2 separate regions of the Mus musculus genome follow, and region 1 is linked to region 2. A link is a loop called in an ENCODE intact Hi-C map of the cell type or tissue named here. Cell type or tissue: heart. All regions are shown on one strand. Links, peaks and the distances in the headings refer to the core of each region. The heading gives the core; the rest is flanking DNA.

Region 1 (9,093 bases), core at 788-8,787, 340 kb after region 2:
AGACAAGGTTACTCTGCGTAGCTCTGGTTGTCCTGAAACTCTGTCTGTAGACAAGGCTCTAACTCAGAGATCTGCCTGCCTCTGCTGCCAAGTGCCAAGATTAAAGGTGTGCACTACTACTGGCTAGCTTGCTGGCTTCCTTCTTTCCTTCCTTCTTTCCATTCTTTTTTAAAAATCACCTCTTTTAAAATGTATTTGTCTAAGCAAGGCATGGTGGTGCATGCTTGTAATACCAGAACTCGGGGGCCAGGAGAGGCAGGAGGTCAGGGTCATTCCAGCTGCTTGGCAAGTTCGAATCCAGCATGAGCTTCAGGAGACCATCTCCTCTTTATTTCAGTTATTACTTCCCTCAGTTATCCTGCCCAGCTTTACAAAGCCGCGCTTATGCTTGTGACAGTTTAATTACAGGAATTTGCTGATTGGGTAGATGAGACACGCAGAACACTTGTCAGAGTCACTCAATATATACAGTTAAATTTTCCCTTGCGGACACACAAGTTGACCTCTATAAAAAGGCCTTGACGAGTCACTAACATGTGCGAAAACTTGAGTTCCATTTATTTCAACGAGTGTTGAGGAAAGACCTCTTTTCTAAAAACTAGTTGTAGGAAAGACACCTGATTCATTGGTTGGCTACTCAGACAATTCTGCTGTCAGTGAAGGAATATCAGGATCAACAGAAAACTGGTATGTGTTCCTGTTCAGTGCACTGAGACATAGGTAAGTGTTACCTATGTCGCCCCAGACTGTAAGTTTGCTAGATTAGCAATAAAAAGGCTTCAAATTCAAGGAATAGCTCTGATGCCATGGTGATTGTCTGCCAGAAGATAAGGTTGTAATCCATAAATGTTTTGAGCACATTATTATTAGAGTATTTAGTCACAGTTTTAAGGGCAAAGAAAAATAAGATTTGTAGTGTTGCGATTATTTAAGGAAATGTTTCTCGTTTTCTCTTTTTAAAGTTCTCAGCAATGTGTAAGGAATATAAAAGAAGAGAAGTGTGACTTTAAGAACATCATATATTTATATTTTATTGTAAATTGTAAAGCCAGGATTTCAGAGGTCTTGATTCATGAGAGCCCTCATTAATAAATGTAACCTCCCCTCCCCAGCCTGAAACCTGTTTGCTCAGGTTTCAGTGTTAGAGAGCATTGGGGCGGAGCTTGCCGCCCTATCATCCTGCCACTCCCACTGCCTGCGTCCTAGCTGTTCCGGAGCCTTCGCGTGTTCACCTGCAACCTTACTCCACGATGATTTGGCGGGAATCGGGCCCCTTCCCCTGCTTCATAACTGAGTGTCGGAATTAGTAAAATCGAACCTTGATCAGAATGACTGCCTTGGTTTTATCATTCTCGCGTTCGCCTAGTCCCCTATTCTCTTCCAGATTCCAAGATGCATTTCCAGACTAGAACCCGGACATGTGAGCCGCTGGCCGGACACAACAAATAAACATGTTATTTTGTGGGTGAATAATCTATTGGGGGGTGCTTGCTTCAGTGAAAATGAGTAACGATGAGGTTTTAGCTCTGTGGTTGTATTCCTTTGTAAGTATATCATCATGGAAGTCATGAACCTCACTTGGAGTCAAGGAACATTGAGGTCTGTAAAAGGGAAACAGACACATCTGAGTAATTCTAGTGGTTTTCTTCTTGTTTAAGACTCAGGTCAACGAGTATCCACGGAGATAGATCCTTGTTTTAAAAAATAATGCTTCTCGTTTATTTCAGACCCACTGTTTAGATCTCTGACAGCCTTGAGCAGTTGGCAGTTGCCAGTATTTATGTCTACCAGGAGTGTGGGTAGGAAGTCTCATTTGCAGTACACCAATCTCCAAAGATTTCCTTTTGAAAACATTTTTTCTCCCTTCCTTAATTTTTACATTCCTGTCTTACTAGTGTTTAGTGGATAATTTTGTTGTTTCTGTGTTTTGAGGACAAAAATCTATTATCATACCAGAATGTTTGTTCTCAATTTACATATCAAATATGCCTTATTTTCTTCTCATTTAGATTTCCATTTATAACAGTTGCAGTTTTAACATACTTCACTGGAGATCCATTTATTTATAAATAGCCTATTGTACATTTGAACAAATAAACCAATAGGCAGTGTTTTCCTATTGTAAAGGAGTTTCCTATTGAAATCTGGAGTTCCAGATGCTGGTTAGCTTTAATGTGGGTGCTGGGTAATCAAACCTGGGTCCTCTGGAAGAGTAGCCAGTGCTCGGGGTGCTTGACCTAACCTACTATATTTCATTTATTCAGAGACATACTCAACAATCAACAGTAATAAAAAGCTCCAATCATAGTAGTCTGTGCACTGAATCGGTGGTGTGGGTGTCTCTCTTGTGTTGGGGGTGGGGGGGTCCAGCCCCAGGGCAGCTTCTAAGAGCAAATGCCATAAAAGTGTATACATGGGTGAGTACAGGAAATGCTGCTAGGTGGTCAGTTTGGGTCCAAGCCTATTGCAGATTACTATAGAACAAAGGAAGCAGTTCGATTGGCTTCTTTCATGATTGGTTTCCGAGGACACAACCAATAAGAATATGTAATCAATTCGGGCAGTAAAAGCAGAAACAAGGTATGAGAAAGTGTCCTTATAATAGTAGTTAACAGCACAAAATGGCAGGCTAGCCAGGTAAGAGGTTACCTAGGCCTTATCTAATCTGAAGTAGGCCTTCACATTCGATCTAGGCCTTAATAGTTTACCTGTACCTTAACAGCTAGCAGCTTTGCCCTCTGAGCCATCGCACATGCATGTATAGATGGATGAATATCTTTCTCTGTATTCATTCATTTATGAGATGCAAAGTCTCTGTACATGGTGCAAAAACATACAAGACAGACCAGGCCGGCCTCTCAAGTAAGTTCTGCCTCTGCCTCTCCCCAGTGCTGAGATCAAGACAATGTTTCTCTGCGTAGCCCTGGCTGTCCTGGAACTTACTCTGTAGACCAGGCTGGCCTGGAACGCAGAAATCTGTCTGCCTCTGCCTACAAAGTAGTAGGACTAAAGGCATGCCCCACCACTGCCCGGCAGTCTATTACTTTTAAATGCCAGATGAATCCATTCTTTTACATTTTCGGGTTGGTTTGTTAGTTGATTTTATGTTGTTTTTCTGGAAGTGTGGTGGCCTACCACCCACTCAAGACCAGGCATGAGAAATAAATAAGTAAAGATCTCTGAAACACAAATCTGGGGTTGGTACTAGCTGGCCATGGAAACACATACACACATGGAGTATTAAGCAGCTACATCCTCACCTGTGGGGGAGAGGGACATGAAACAGTTTCCACAGCCTTTTTATTGGTGGTGATGGTGATGATGGTTAGAATTCCTTGTTTATTTCTAAGAATCCCTGGGAAATATGATTTCTTTGATCTGTGTACCCTAGACTAACACACACACACACACACACATGCACACAAACATGGAGTGAGTGAGAGAGAAAAAGTAAGGAGAAGTGACATGAATTTTAGGAAAAAGAGATATTAATGGATTAATATTACTTCCATACATACAGACAGACAGACAGAAAAAAGAGAGAGAGAGAATTAGAGTAGAGCTGGGGCAGTTGTGGCACACACCTTTAACCTTGGGCAGATTTCTGCGTCCAAGGTCACCCTGGCTTACAGAGTGAGTTCTCTTTTCTCTTCTTTTCTTTCTTTCTTTCTCTCTCTCTCTCTCTCTCTTCCTTTCTTCATTCCTTCCTTCCTTTCTTTCTTTCTTTCTTTCTTTCTTTCTTACTTTCTTTCTTTCTTTCTTCCTATTATTATTTTTCTTTTTTTTTATGAGATAGGGTTTCTCTGTGTAGCCCTGGCTGACTTGGAACTCACTCTGGAACTCCAAGAAACTTTCTATGCAGACTTGGTTTCAGATACCTGTGGTTCCAGACTAAGCCAGCCTGCTCAGGGACATCACAGATAACTAGAAACATAGATTTCACCACCTCTTCATTCTATGTAACCAACCATGTAATATAGCAACACTGCACAAAAGCACTTGATAGTAAATAATTCAAAAGAATAAATTTATAGTTCTACTTTCTGATCATAAGAAAGATACTCAGTGAAAGCTGAAATGCAATCAGTCAAAAACTCTTTAATAAAATCCAAATGGCCTTCCTTATCAAACTTCTACAGACAACAGGACTAAATAGATCATGTTTCTCACTATTCAAAAACAAAAAGCAAAAATAACAGGCTAGGCAGTGCCTTTAATCCCAGCACTTGGGAAGCAGAGGCAGTCGGATTTCTGAGTTAGAGGCCTGCCTCACTCTACAGAGTCTCAACAAACAAAACAAAACAAAAAATAAAACAAACAAACAAACAAAAAGAAAGAACGAAAAGGAAAGGCAGAGTCAGGCTTTTACAGGTTTGAGGACAGCCTGCTCTACAAACTGTGTCCGACCCAAGACTGAAAGTCTCTGAGAGGAGTGGTCAGTGGGCAGGTCGCCTACAGCTCACAAAGGAAAAGGCAGAAGTGGTGTCAGGAGCTCCATCTGCTGGGGGACTCTGGGCTTGTCAGCTCTGGGTCCCAGCCTCCGGTCCTTGGTCCTCTGACTGCCGCCGGCAATCCCAGAGCTGGGAGCAGGGACCTTCGGAAGCAGAAGATAGGGCAGAGGGGAAGGAGCTGTGGGTTGAAGATGAGGCTCTGTTTCGGGCTTGGGGCTGCATGCTCACCCGGGGAGCGAAAGCAGCTGGAGGAGGAGTTGGCGTGGCAGGGCGAGCCCTGCCCGCCTTGTCACAGCCGGGCCAGAAAGCATGCTGGTCCAGGCAGGGTTTTAACCGCCGCCTCTGCTGCTGCTGTGCTGACCCACCCGTGCGCGTGGGAGCAGAGGGGGAAGGGCTCTGAGACGCATGGGGAATCTATGGTTTGATTTATGGCAGTGAATTCTAGAAGAGGTAGGGCTGTTGATCCAGGTGGGACCCAGGTCTGCTCTGAAAAACAGTGGCTTTAACTTCAAAGATAAGAGTCAAACCAAAAGTCCCCTCTAGTGACCATTTTACATTAAAAGTCGGTCACTCGGAGGAGCAAAAAGTCTGCCAAGGTCCCTTCTTAATTTCTACTGAAAGATTATGGGCCCTTGATCTAACTTCAGTCCAGTGGTCTAAAGTCAAACTTAGTGGGGGTCGTTACAGTCCATCCAATATCACGGAAAACACGAAACAAACACAAAACAGACACACACACACACACTGACAAATACCTGAAAACAGACACAAAAAACAAACACACACTGACAAACGGACAAAAAACAACTCAGAAATGCAAAAAAGTCAGGGAAGTGCTTAAGTCTTCCAATCTAGGAAGACTATTAACTCTTTACTTTCTGCCCCAGACAGACTCCTGGAGTCCTTCCTCTCGCTCAGGGCATCCCCCCAGAGCGAGCAGCAGCCCTTCTGCTGTTCACACTCAGTGCCTCATCCCAAGGTAGAGGTCTTCATTTCTCACGAAACGTAGAGGCTGCAAATTTCAGCACTGAACCTCGCCGGCTCACAGAAATATTTTAGACAAAAAATTTCACCTCCAAGTGGGTCTTCGGAGACGTGGGTGGTCACGCCAATCCCGGATGAACCCCCAAATGAAAGACTCTGAGAGGAGCCCCTTGCTCAGGCCTCAGGACAATAGCAGACACCCAAGAACTCAGGAGAGACCAAGCTTGATGTAAACCACAGGAGGCTTTATTTGGGGAAAGCCGGAGCTCTGGGGACAACTCATATCCCACACAGAGGTAGAGGAGTCGACCTCTAGGGGAAAGAGGTCCCAGTTTTTATAGGCCCTGGGGAGAAGTGGGGAGTAGGGGATTTCCAGATCTAAACAATGTCTATTCTCAAGAAATGGGTATGGGAGGGGTACAAAGAAAGAGTCTGGTGCAGGTGTATGTAGCAACTCAGGATTGGCTGGGCTGTGGTTGCTGGGGAGATTTTCTGACTCTTTCTCAGCAACCAATATCACAAACACCAGGCAGTGAGGTGCAGCAGTGGGCACACAACTGGGTTTAAGGAACGGTTAGAACATTGGCAGACACACGAATTCAAGGAGTGGCCAGAGCATTGTGCACCTCTATTTTTCTAAATCAGTGAAGCTAGTTCTGCTAACAGAGAAATCTATTTTGCCAATTTCAGGGCTTCTGTGACCTTTTACATTCTGTCAGGATCTTTCATTCCCCACTTCTTCTAGTTACTAGTTCTAATCTTAGAACTAAGCTGCAATCTCTTCTTCAAGGTTCTGCAGAGACTGGTATTGTTGTCTTAGTACTAACAGCTGGATGGCACCAATTTTTTCTCTAATAAAGGTCACCAATTTATTAAGATTTAGTAGGCCACACATCAGCAGTAAGAGCAAAATTATTAGAGGGCCCATCAGAGTAGAAATGAGGGTGGTCAACCAAGGGGGGTTTTATTTTTCAGGAGCTTGCTTTATGTGAGAGGCATGAATCTAAACAGAGATGCCTTTTACTTTGACAGCAGTGGGGGTGGTCAGCAGCACGATGTAAGGGCCTTTCTAACAAGGTTTTAGATTCTCAGCTCGATATCATCGGACAAGAACTGCATCTCTCACCTGGAACTGGTGTGGTACCATTAAATCTCCTGGTTCGTAGGCCTCTTTGAGCTGCTCTTAGGAGGTGTTGATTATGAATCTGTATATGAATTTATATGAGATTATGCATATTTGATTATGTAAAAGTTTTTCCTTTTGAGAGTGTTATTCTCTTTTCCTGGTTCAATAGAAATTTATTGCTCCAAACTTCCCCTTAGCCTGGACAATAGGGAAAAGGCCCTAACCCTAACCCTAACCCTAACCTACCTGCTGTTTTAGGGTGAGGTGCTAAGTGCCTGAGACTACAATCTCTGGCCTCAGATGAACACAGAGGGCAGGTCAGCTACAATAGCATAGTAATTTAGACTTAGATAAGTTAATCAGATACAGTAGCATAGTAACTTAGAGAAGTAAAGTTTTTATTATTATAAAGCAACCATAAATATGTCGTAAGACAAAGTCTTACCCTCCACGGAACTCTTCCCCCTCTGCCAAGCTCTTCCCCCTCTGCTGCCTCAAGAATAACTGACAAGAAAGAAGAACCTCGCTGGAGCTGGTCCCCTGGAAGTAAGATTGTAATTCTAGGTGCTGATATCTGGTTTTGTGTGGTAGAAAATATTTGATCTCAACCCAGGATTTCTACACATCCTCTGACCATTTAGTTCCTGGATAAAAGATGCATACAACCTTTATATTTATGATAAGCCTTAGTTAGCACAAGAGTTAGGCAGATAGCTATCCTCTATATTGTATACATATTTCTCAGCCAATAATTCCATTATATAATTTTCCATGGATTTGTCTGGGCTGCTCTTAACTCTAATTAGACCACTACTTTAATTACTTTAATAGTCATTAATACATGACCATTACTTAAGGTTCTTAATTCATGGTGGTTTCTCCTCTATTTATCTTCTTCTATCTACCTCTGTTATGATCTCCTGCCATCCCCAGGCAGGGAACACCAGAAAATGCCTATCTCAACACTGCCAAGTTTTTGACTTATAGGCACTTTTATTTACAATTCAGAAATAATTTGCAGGGCGTGGTGGCACACACCTTTAATCCCAGCACTTGGGAGGCAGAGGCAGGCAGATTTCTGAGTTTAAGGCCAGCCTGGTCTACAAAGTGAGTTCCAGGACAGCCAGGGCTATATAGAGAAACCCTGTCTCAAAAAAAACAAAAAAAAACAAAAAAACAAAAAAAAAAACAACCAACAACCCACAAACAAACAAAACCAACAGAAATAACTTGGGGGCAATGTCACATAATGTCACTTGGGTTTACATGCAGGCTCTCTCATCTCTGGAACAACCAGGTCTTGGGGGCCTACACTTAACATTACACTATTGTATTGTAATGTTATAAGCAAGCAAAAGATTATTGCCCCATTCCCTTAGGGTTGGGGTGAATGGCTCTGGATATTTTAGGAATTATAGATATGTTTAACTTTAAGGGATAGTTTGCAAGTGTTGTAGCTTTGGACAGGGAGGAAACTAGAGAGCTTAGACTCAGAGATTTCTATCTTTTCTTTCTTCTTCTCTATCCTTCTTTCTTAAGTAAAGTAAAAGGGATTTGAAGAGAAAAGGAGGAATATAGTAATATCATAGAAGTTAGAAGAATAGACAAATAGGAATAGGTTGTCAAATTTACTCTTAAACAAAACATTGTATAGCCATAATCGTACATTGATAGAAAGCTTTATAATTGATGTAAAATTAAAGTTATAATTTCTTACATTGGTACAGAATTTGATATAGGATTAAGGTTTTCATTGGTATAAATCTGTATATAGATACAAAATTAGAAATTAATAATGTTACTCTTAGTTAGGTGTTGTGCCTATGCAACTAATTTAAGAGTACAAGGCTTTGACCCAGTCCTTCTAATAGCTGTTATTACAACCTGTTTAGGATGATTAGTAACACAAGTTAAGGACCAGATAGCAAAGTCATGGTTATGTTAGATTATGATTCAATTATAATGAAGTATTTTCAATTTATTCAAATAGAATGGCTAAGAGTGGTTAAGGTTTAACAGTTCAGATATACTTTATATCGATAGGTAGTGTGACATTGAATACTATTTCATTATTAAGGATCATTTGACCATGAGATACGTCTGCTCCTGACAGCTCCCCCTTTATGGTTCAAAGAAGATACTGAGCATCTTTACAGAAGAGGTTGCTTATCATGGCAAGGTAGCCATGGGAAACAAATTGCCTTTATCATCTGCAGACAAACTACTGCCCAAAACAGACAAACAGATGTGAGATAGTCAACTGGTAAGCTCTGCCAAGATAGGGTAAGCTAGTCCTGGTTCCTGCTTGATTTCAAGATCTGACAGATGGTACTGGGTCAAAAGGCTGAAGACAGATGCTACAATGTTATGAGAAATTAGGGGCTGTCCAGGTAGTTAAATGTCTCTACAAACTGCTAAAGTTTTAGAAGCTATGTTTTGTGCTTCTTATATACTCAGGTGGTTTTTAATTCATTCTTGGATTTTGCTGGAGACCATACCATGAGAAAGTAGGCCTTTCACAGTTTCCCATCC
Region 2 (9,093 bases), core at 644-8,643:
TTGGGGAGGAAAGGGTTTATTAGGCTTATACTTCCATACTGCTGTTCATTATCAAGGAAATTCGGACTGGAACTCAAGCAGGTCAGGAAGCAGGAGCTGATGCAGAGGCCATGGAGGGATGTTCCTTACTGGCCTGCTTCCCCTGGCTTGCTCAGTACGCTCTCTTAAAGAACCCAAGACTACCAGCCCAGGGATGGTACCACCCACAAGGGGCCCTCCCCGCCTTGATCACTAATTGAAAAAATGCCTTACAGCTGGATGTTATGGAGGCATTTCCTCAACTGAAGCTCCTTTCTCTGTGATAACTACAGCCTGTGTCAAGCTGACACAAAACCACCCAGTATAGCCCTCTTCCCAACCTCTGCTTGCTCTGTCTTTACTTTCCATAACTCAAAACACAGAGAAGCCAGTCGTGGTGGTGCACGCCTTTAATCCCAGCACTCGGGAGGCAGAGGCAGGCAGATTTCTGAGTTCGAGGCCAACCTGGTCTACAAAGTGAGTTCCAGGACATCCAGGGTTATACAGAGAAACCCTGTCTTGAAAACACACACACACACACACACACACACACACACACACACACACACACACACACAGAGGAAGGCAAACCAGTAACATCTGCTGCAACCAGAGAACCAGTGGGAACAGAAACAAGCCGTGCTCTTTCTGAGATCTGAGAGCAGAAACTGTCAACTTCCGGTTATTGTCATGGCAACTGTGAGGGCTATTTTCCTACCACTGGTGGCATTAACATGATGGTCTCACTGGCTGCCCACCTGAGCATTCACTTACGTCACCTGGAGTTTCCTGGTTTTCATTTGATGTTTAAATACTTCAGCTTGGACAGCGTACCATGTGAACCCCGGGGCCAGCTGCTGGAAATCTGCAGTGTTCAGGAAGAATACCACTCCAGTTGCTGGTAAGCCTTGAAACACTAACCTGGTAGCCTCACTTCAGACATGGTTGCTATGCCTTCAAATAATCTCTAGTGTATGGATTGTTCATTATCGGAGACGCTCTTACAATTAAAGGTTTCCATTTTTGTTATGCATACGAGAGTTTTGCCTCTATGTATGTGTGTGCCTGGTGCTCTGGAGTGTCCTGAAGAGATCAGCAAAGGACTTTAGATGCCCTAGAACTGGAGTGGCGGATGGCTGTGAGCCTCCATGCTTGGCAACCAAAATGGGCTCCTCTGTAAAAACAGCTATTTCTCCGTTGCATGGGTTTTTTTGTTTTGTTTTATTTTTTGTTTTTGTTTTTGTTTTTGTTTTGTTTTGTTTTGTTTTTCGAGACAGGGTTTCTCTGTATAGCCCTGGCTGTCCTAGAACTCACCTTGTAGACCAGGCTGGCCTCAAACTCAGAACTCCACCTCCGCTGCCTGTTAATTTAAAACTCCATGCCTTCTGGGACTGCACTCTCAGCTTCTCAGCTTGGCTCTAAGAACTCGCTGCAGCTGCTCCCACTCCAGATAGCTCCGCAATGGCCAGCAGTTAGCGCCACCAATCCTCTAACAACTGGAGAAAGCTCAGAGCTGTGATCAGTCTATACTGACCAACCAAGCCCGAGGCTAGCTCCACCAACCACCAACGACTGCCCCAAGGCTGCCCTTTCTCCTGCCCACCTGAGTCACAGAGGATGGAAAACATCAGACAGCCTTAGTATTTTAAAGCCAGCCAGATAACACAACCACTGAGCATGGAACCTACTGCCCTGAAGTCATCAGCTATCCTGTGTCAGAATTCTTCCGGTGTTGAAGCAGCCACCGGTTCTAGTTGGTCCCAGACCTTACATGGTTCTGTGCTCCTCTCCCCAAAACCTGACTGAAAAGCCTACTCACTATCTTATCTCCTTCTGGGACCTGGAAAATCCCACCTCTTTATTTTCACCCAGTGATTACCTTCTGCCATCTTTATTGACATAATCAAGAAACAATTAGGGAACCAGATTTCAGTATCAGCCCCTCCCACTACATTTCTCCAGTCCCCGAAATTAATCATTTTGGCTGGGAAGTAGTTCACTTGCCTGCCCTGTGTAAGGGCTCTGATGGTGATCCCTAACACGCAGGCGCGCGCGCGCACGCACACACACACACACACACACACACACACACACACTTTTAATCCTTAAAATGAATCTCATTCACATTACATATTTTGCATACTCTGGGCAGGGATGTTTGCCCTTGTGTTACCTGGGATAGGAATCCAAGGAGTGTAACTGATCCCACTTTTCAAATTCTTGTTCTCATAGAATAATAATAAATTTAACTAAGTAAGTGTATGATTTGTATATTGAAATAGAAAAGAAATGGTCTGCAAATGTGGATTCTGGAATCCCCCCTCCCTTTTCCTATTTGTAATCCTTTGATCTCCTTCAGTCGTCCTTACTTTACTCCTTAACTAAGACTTTGAGTGCTGCACTGGACAGAGTGGACATCCTTGACTTGGTCTTGACTTTAGTGGAAACACTTTGAGCTTCTCTCCATTTAACTTGATATTGACTGGCTGTAAGCCCCCTTCATTATGTCTCTGTCCCTGTAAGCCTCGTTTCACCTGTACTTTATCTTGAATGAATGTTGGGATCTGTCAAAACCTTTCCTGCATCTGTGAGATGATCATTTTGTTTTTGCCTTTTAATTTCTATGTGCTGGGTATGTTTGCTGATTTACATATGTTGAACCATGCGGCTCTGGGATGAAGTCAACTGGATCAGTGGATGGTCTTTCTGATGTTTCCTTAAATTCAGTTTTTGAGTACTTTATTGAGAATTTCTGCATTATGTTCATAAGTAAGGGCTATACTTTTCATTTTTGTTGAGTCTCTGTTTTAGTATAGGGACTTTGTAAAAAGAATTTGGAAGAGTTCCCTCAGTTCCGATTTTGTGAAATGATTTGAGGATTATTGACATTAGTTATTCTTTGAAATTCTAGTAGAATTCTGCACTGAGTCTACTAGAACATGGGTTTTTTTTTTTCTTAGTTGGGAGTTTAATTGATGCTCTATTTAACTAGGGGTATGGGTCTGCTGATGTCATGTTGATTTTAGTAGGTAATGTTTATAAAGAAATGTATCTATTTCATGTAGGTTTTCCAGTTTGGTGAAATACTGATTTTAAAAGTATGTCTTCATGATTACCTGAATTTCCTCCATGTTTGTTGTTATGTCTCCCCTTTTATCTCTAACTTATTAATTTGGTTATTTACTAATCGATTGTTTTTCCCATACACTCTTTGTGGATGCTATTTCTTCTTTTTTTTTCCCCCCCTAAAACTTTCAAGTGTATCATTTTTATTAGTGTAAGATCTGTCTGGGTTTTTTTGTTTTGTTTTTTGTTGTTGTTGTTTTTTATTTTTATGTAGGAACTTAGCGCTATGAACTGACTCATGGCATTGCCTTCATTGTGTAAGCATATTTTGTGTTGTCATTTTCATTCAATTCTAAAAGGATTTTAACTTCCATCTTGAATTTTGCCTTTGAAAAAAAAAAAAAAAGGTTCTTGCTCTAGGGCTCCACATGAGACCCTGTCAGTTATCTTCAGGAGATCGTCTGCTTTTAGTCGAGTGGGTAAATTCTGCTGCAAGAATACTGTACGTTTAGGGAATCACATTTGAGGTGGGGTTGGAAGGACATGAGATGCAAGTCTCTTGTGGAGAGAATGCCAGGTGTAGAATAGGAGGGGAGAGACTGGAAGGCTTCTGGGAGGCTCAGGGAACCGGAAGGCTAAGGAAGCGAAGCCCGGAAAAAAGAATCCAGCTCAGGGCTGATGACAGAGAAAGGTCATGGTCGGGCTTACTTTTCTAATGGATCAATCAGAAGATGTTCCCGGGGTTCCAAGAGACATGGAAAGGAAGACTTGGGAAGAAGGTGGGACAGCTCGTGGGGAGGAGGATGGAGGAGTGGGGAATGGGGAGATGGGAAAATGGGGCTGCATGTGTTATAAGGTCCCCTGGGAGAGAGCCGGAAGAAAGAATAAAGAACAGACGATTCATTGTCTATGGGGCTGAATTAGCGATGTGAGATGAAAACAGACATGAACCCCGGAGAAAAGGTATGTCACCTTTTATCCAGCTACTAAGGACCCGCATTGTGAGATGGGAAGTCTGCCATTCCTGCGGGGAAGAAAAGGGCAGCAGAATTGAGGAGGGAAGACTGGGGGAGGGGCGGGCGACACAGACAGCAGCTTCAGGTGCCAAGGGCCCCCTCTACAATTAACCCAGAAAAAAAAATGTTCTCAAGAAGAGTGGCCGCACCAATCCTGTAAAAAGAAGATGATGCAGAGATTAAATTGACCAGAGAACTGGATCTGAGTGGGATTAAGGCAGTCACATCTGGTGATAGTTTTGTCATGTCTCCAGGGAAGGAACATGGGGCACTATTTTAACTTCACCATGTGTCGGGATTTACACAGTGAGCAGAGACTGCGACTCAGACCACAGGAATTATCACTCCTACTTCTAGAAGTTTCTGAGACTTTGTGGAAGGCCCCTCCTCTGTTCCTAGCCGGTTTGTTTAGTGTTTCCTTTTCAGGCAGGGTCTCCATGGCTGTCCTACAATTTGCATAGATCCTTCAGTCTCAGGATCTGAAATGCCTGGATTACTGATGAGAGCTGTCAGACAGCCCTGCTCATCTTTTGGGCCTTTAGCTATCTATTGAGGAAATCATGAGGTCTGTCAGACGCTGAGAAGACAGATACATTTATGTTGCACTGAGCAATATAATTATTTATTCTGAGTTTTCAGCATAAGGGTTTATTCAGCTTACACTTCCATACTGCTGTTCATCACCAAAGGAAATCAGGACTGGAACTCAAGTAGGTCAGTAAGCAGGAGCTGATGCAGAGGACATGGAGGGATGTTCCTTACTGGCTTGCTTCCCCTGGCTTGCTCAGCCTGCTCTCTTATAGAACCCAAGACTACCAGCCCAGGGATGGTCCCACCCACAAGGGGCCCTCCCCGCCTTGAACACTAATTGAGAAAATGCCTTACATCTGGATCTCATGGAGGCATTTCCTCAAGGGAGGCTCCTTTCTCTGATAATTCCAGCTTGTGTCAAGTTGCCGCAAAACCAGCCAGTTCACCAGTAGATGGCAATATTGGCCCAGAAAAGCCAACCATACCTGTGGGAGGGCCTCAGGACACCGATGCTACAAGGACTATCTACTTGAGAGATATTTTGCTTTTAATTCATTGTTGTTCCGTTAATTTGTGGTTTCTCTTTCATCTCAGAATAGTAAAGTTATAAATAAAGGAAAAGAAAGTTCCAGAAGCCTTAAATTCTGCGTTCTGAAAGTCACTCTTCTTAGAAGCACTTCGTTTGAGGTAGCAGGCTGTGAGGCGACTAGCAATCAGGATATCCACACAAAATGGAACTCAAAAAGATTTTGCTGACGTCACTAAGAACACCAGAACAGAAATCAGTTACATGTCACTTCCAACATTTAAAATAGCGTTCAGTTTTAGTCCTAGTCTCATGGAAATTGAAGCCGCACATACTTACCCCAAACTCAGAGAACGATAACATAGACATAGGAGTTGGAGGTAATTTAAAACATTTTAAAGATTATATATTAATTGTACTAATGCATAGTCACAGATTTCATTGTGACATCTTCATGAACGTAATACAACGTGTTTTGATCAGATTTAGCTCTGGCTATCCCCACTCTCCCCTGTACGTCCTCACCATAGCTACTAGCCCCTACTTATTAAAAAATTTTGTAACCCAACGAGTGTAATTAGGGTTAGACTACTAATTACTTCTTACTGGATCATGGGTGTGAGGTTTCTTCCAAGATCATGACCACTTTACGTTGGGCACACCACTGAAGAGAAAGTCTCTCTTCACTTTATCAAATGTGAGCTTCCTGGAGAGCCTCGTAAGGGGTGGAGCTTTAGGTAAGGTTGGGGTTTCAGGTAGGGGTGAGGCCTCTGGTAGGGATGGTGCCTCGGGGTTAGGGTTAGAGTTAGGGTCCCTCCCTTCTCCATAGCAGTGTTTTGTCTGGCTGAGGCTTGTAACAGATTTTATTTGGGTCCTCACAGTTGCTTTAAGTAATTTTAACACTTTAACCTTATACTCCAGATTAAATTTATACAAACACAATAAAAAATCAAATAAGGAAATGTAACAGAAACCCTCTTATGTCATTTACAACAATACCACTTACAAGAATTGGTTTGCCTTGTTTTCTGAGGTGTTCTACTTTATTGTTCAATCTATATTTTTCACTAAAAGTAGCCAAAGGCCCTTTGTAATAAATAAATATCAAATGGGCCATAAATATTGGATATTTTAAGAACCAGTGCATCATAATCAAGGACTTATCCTAGACAGCTGTATTTAGGGGTTAATAACAACTTTGCAGGATCACGGGTAGTGGGCAGTGCTCGAAAGCTTAGATGGGGAACGTTCCCTTTGCCTTGATGATGCTTCTTATCTCGTACCTATATTTAGATAAATCATTCTGGGATCTCTTAAGACATATGTTGATGTCTTCACATGGCAAGCTTGCTTGTAATTTAGTTTCCAATGTAGATGGAAATCATCTGTGACTAGCTTTAGCTGTGACTAAATTGACTTATTCGTTACTGTATGTGTTCATTTAATAATTATCTGTTAAGCCCCTGGATACCAACAAGATAGGATTAAGGAAAAATGTTAAAAACATACTTTAAAGAAACACATTCTTCTACGTCGCTTATAAATACAAGCTCAGATTCAAGTGAACGCTGGACCGTCACCGTGGCAGCGTACTGACTGCTGTAAGCAGCACTTATGTCACCTTCCCAGAGAGTTCATGAGGTTGGTGCTAATGCAATCAAGTAAGTAGTGGCTGGCTCAATATCTTAGCAGCAGGGTATGATGACCTTGGGGACGATTCGAAATTTCTCTAGTGCCAAGAAACATCATTTGGGTCCTTAGGATTTGCCAACTGCTATCAGACCAAAATGATTTTATCCATTAGAGAAAATTTATTGAACAATAGCTATGTGCTCAGTCGTGTGTGTCCAGTGGTATGTATGTATCAAGGGCTGTGTGCCTAGTGCTGTATGCCCGATGCTATGTGCCCTGTGCTATGTGCCCAGTGGTGTTTGAGTGTGTGCAGGGCTGTGTGTCCAGTGCTATGTACCCAGTAATGTACTGTAGCATTCTGTACTATATTGACTAAGAACTGTAGAATGAATCCCTTCTTGTGAGAAGCACATTCAATAACACTTTATTTTCTCTTCCCTCAAAATCACATTTAATACAGAATTTTGATATAGTTTTCTTTTTTACTAAGATTTTTCAGAAAAGAGGAATATATAAATATTCCCAGTGATGTAATTGAAGAAAATGAATATTCTAGAATCGAATGGAAAATTCCCTTAACTGCAAGGGTAACTCAGTGATGAGTCCAGCCCGTGCAGTGACAAGAGAAACGGAACATCCCTAATGCCTCTCAGTCCAAAAACACAAGACTGAGTTAGAAACAGAACAGAACCAGGCTTCCCTCTCTGCTGTTGCCATGGATGGAAACATGTGGTGGCCACAAGAACTTGGAGTAGTGGATGAATAGGCCAAACCACCTAACAGGAACAGTCCTAAAGACAGCATTGAAGCAACACCAGTGGTGACCCAGGAAGTCATGATTCTTTGGGGGTCTAGACAGTTTCTTGAATCAGACTGTGGATTTGCAAGGGATGAAAACTTGGTTACCATTAGCAACTGACCCATAAAGAACAGTGACAAAGTCCTAGTGACATTATCACAGTCACCGGTGATGTTCATGGTCAGCAAGGGGCTGGCTGACCCAGGCTGAACTCAATAAAGTATAGTCCACTGTGAGGCAGTATTTGTTAATAATAATATAGTCTACTGTGTATGCCAACAAATCATGTGGGCCATTGCAAGGGACTAAGGATATTGAAAACCCAAACAAACAAAATAGGAAAATCCTAAACACTATTCATCAAACTCAGAATTGAGGAAACTCTTGGGGGGGGTAATGTATTGATTTATCATTGTGGGGGCAGTGCAGATAGATAGATAGATAGATAGATAGATAGATAGATAGATAGATAGATAGATAACAGTAGACATTTGGGGGAGTTGGTCCTGGGATTCTACCCATTTGAGGCAAGGTCTCCCCTTCCCTCTTTCTGCCACTCAGCTGCATCCACCAGGATAGATGGCTCAGAGGTTCTGGGAGCTTCTCTTGTCTCTGCCTCCTATTTTGTGGTGTGAAGTGCTGGGATTTCAGACTCTCCTCCTGGTTTTTCCTGTGGGCTCCAGCAATCGCAGTGCATCCTCAGGCTTGCAGACTTAAACTTTTACCTGCTGAGTCATCCTTCCAGCCCTCTTTGAAATATTTAATAAGATTCTGTTGTTGTGATATATATTTGGAACTCTATTAGTTCTTATAATGACCCAGCCAGCCCCCCAATAATTGAGGCAGAATCCTATAGACTTATTTAATCAGCTTTAGCTCAGTTACTGGGCGATTGATTACCTGTAAACTATTTCTCAGTGCTAGACTGGCTATTTCCAGCTGCAATACCAAGTTCCCTGCTCTTCCCTGAGTCTCTACTGGGTTATTTCGGCTCCATCTGTCTGTCCTCAGGGTGCACTTTTCTGGCCAAGTGCTCCTGGCCCTGCCTGGCTAGTGGAAACCTCCTGGTCTTTGTCTTTCTCCTTTCCCCAGAGTTCCCTACCTTCAAACCACAGCCCAGGTAACGGAAACCCCGCCCACCTCTATTCTCCCTAGCAATTGGCTGTGGCCACTTTTATTTAACCAGTCAGAGAAGATTGGCAAGCAAAGAATCTGCCCATCAGGATGCAAGCAGATCTTGGGGCCTGGATTTAGCATTTGAATACAAAGAAGCACCTGACCAACCCCAAGGAGACTGAGATTACAGCACAGGGTTTTAATCCTAGCACTCAGGAGGCAGAGGCAGGTGGATCTCTGCCAGTTAGAGGTCAGCCTGGTCTACAGAGTGAGTTCCAGGACAGCCAGGGATACACAGAGAAACTTGTCTCAGAAAACAAACAAACAAATGAACAAACAAACAAACAAACCAACACTCTCAACTTACACTGGCTATGTGAAATAGGAGG

The links. Hi-C counts contacts between places; a loop is a spot of excess contacts. Peaks named below come from ENCODE experiments on the same cell type or tissue, not always from the same donor. Only the 100,000 strongest peaks of a DNase experiment are listed, where the experiment ranks them.
Region 1: it touches region 2 in a loop (6-fold over the local background); 4 of 42 quality-filtered maps call a loop at or near these places.

What each region holds. Positions count from the first base shown.
Region 1 is chr10:22,136,534-22,145,626 of GRCm38, reverse strand. E030030I06Rik (RIKEN cDNA E030030I06 gene) reads left to right here. Exons shown (of 2, transcript NM_001254745.1): 2 at 1,113-1,323. The coding sequence ends at 1,206. Among named protein-coding and RNA genes, the nearest start is that of E030030I06Rik, 8.2 kb to the left of the region's middle. In heart, for the core only: a CTCF peak has its summit at 4,493 (motif pointing left); a DNase peak (open chromatin) is centred at 4,506; H3K4me3 peaks cover 736 bases; H3K27ac peaks cover 430 bases.
Region 2 is chr10:22,476,035-22,485,127 of GRCm38, reverse strand. No RefSeq gene overlaps it. Among named protein-coding and RNA genes, the nearest start is that of Gm40610, 20 kb to the right of the region's middle. In heart, for the core only: a CTCF peak has its summit at 5,087 (motif pointing right); no DNase peak of the experiment used is centred there; H3K27me3 peaks cover 797 bases.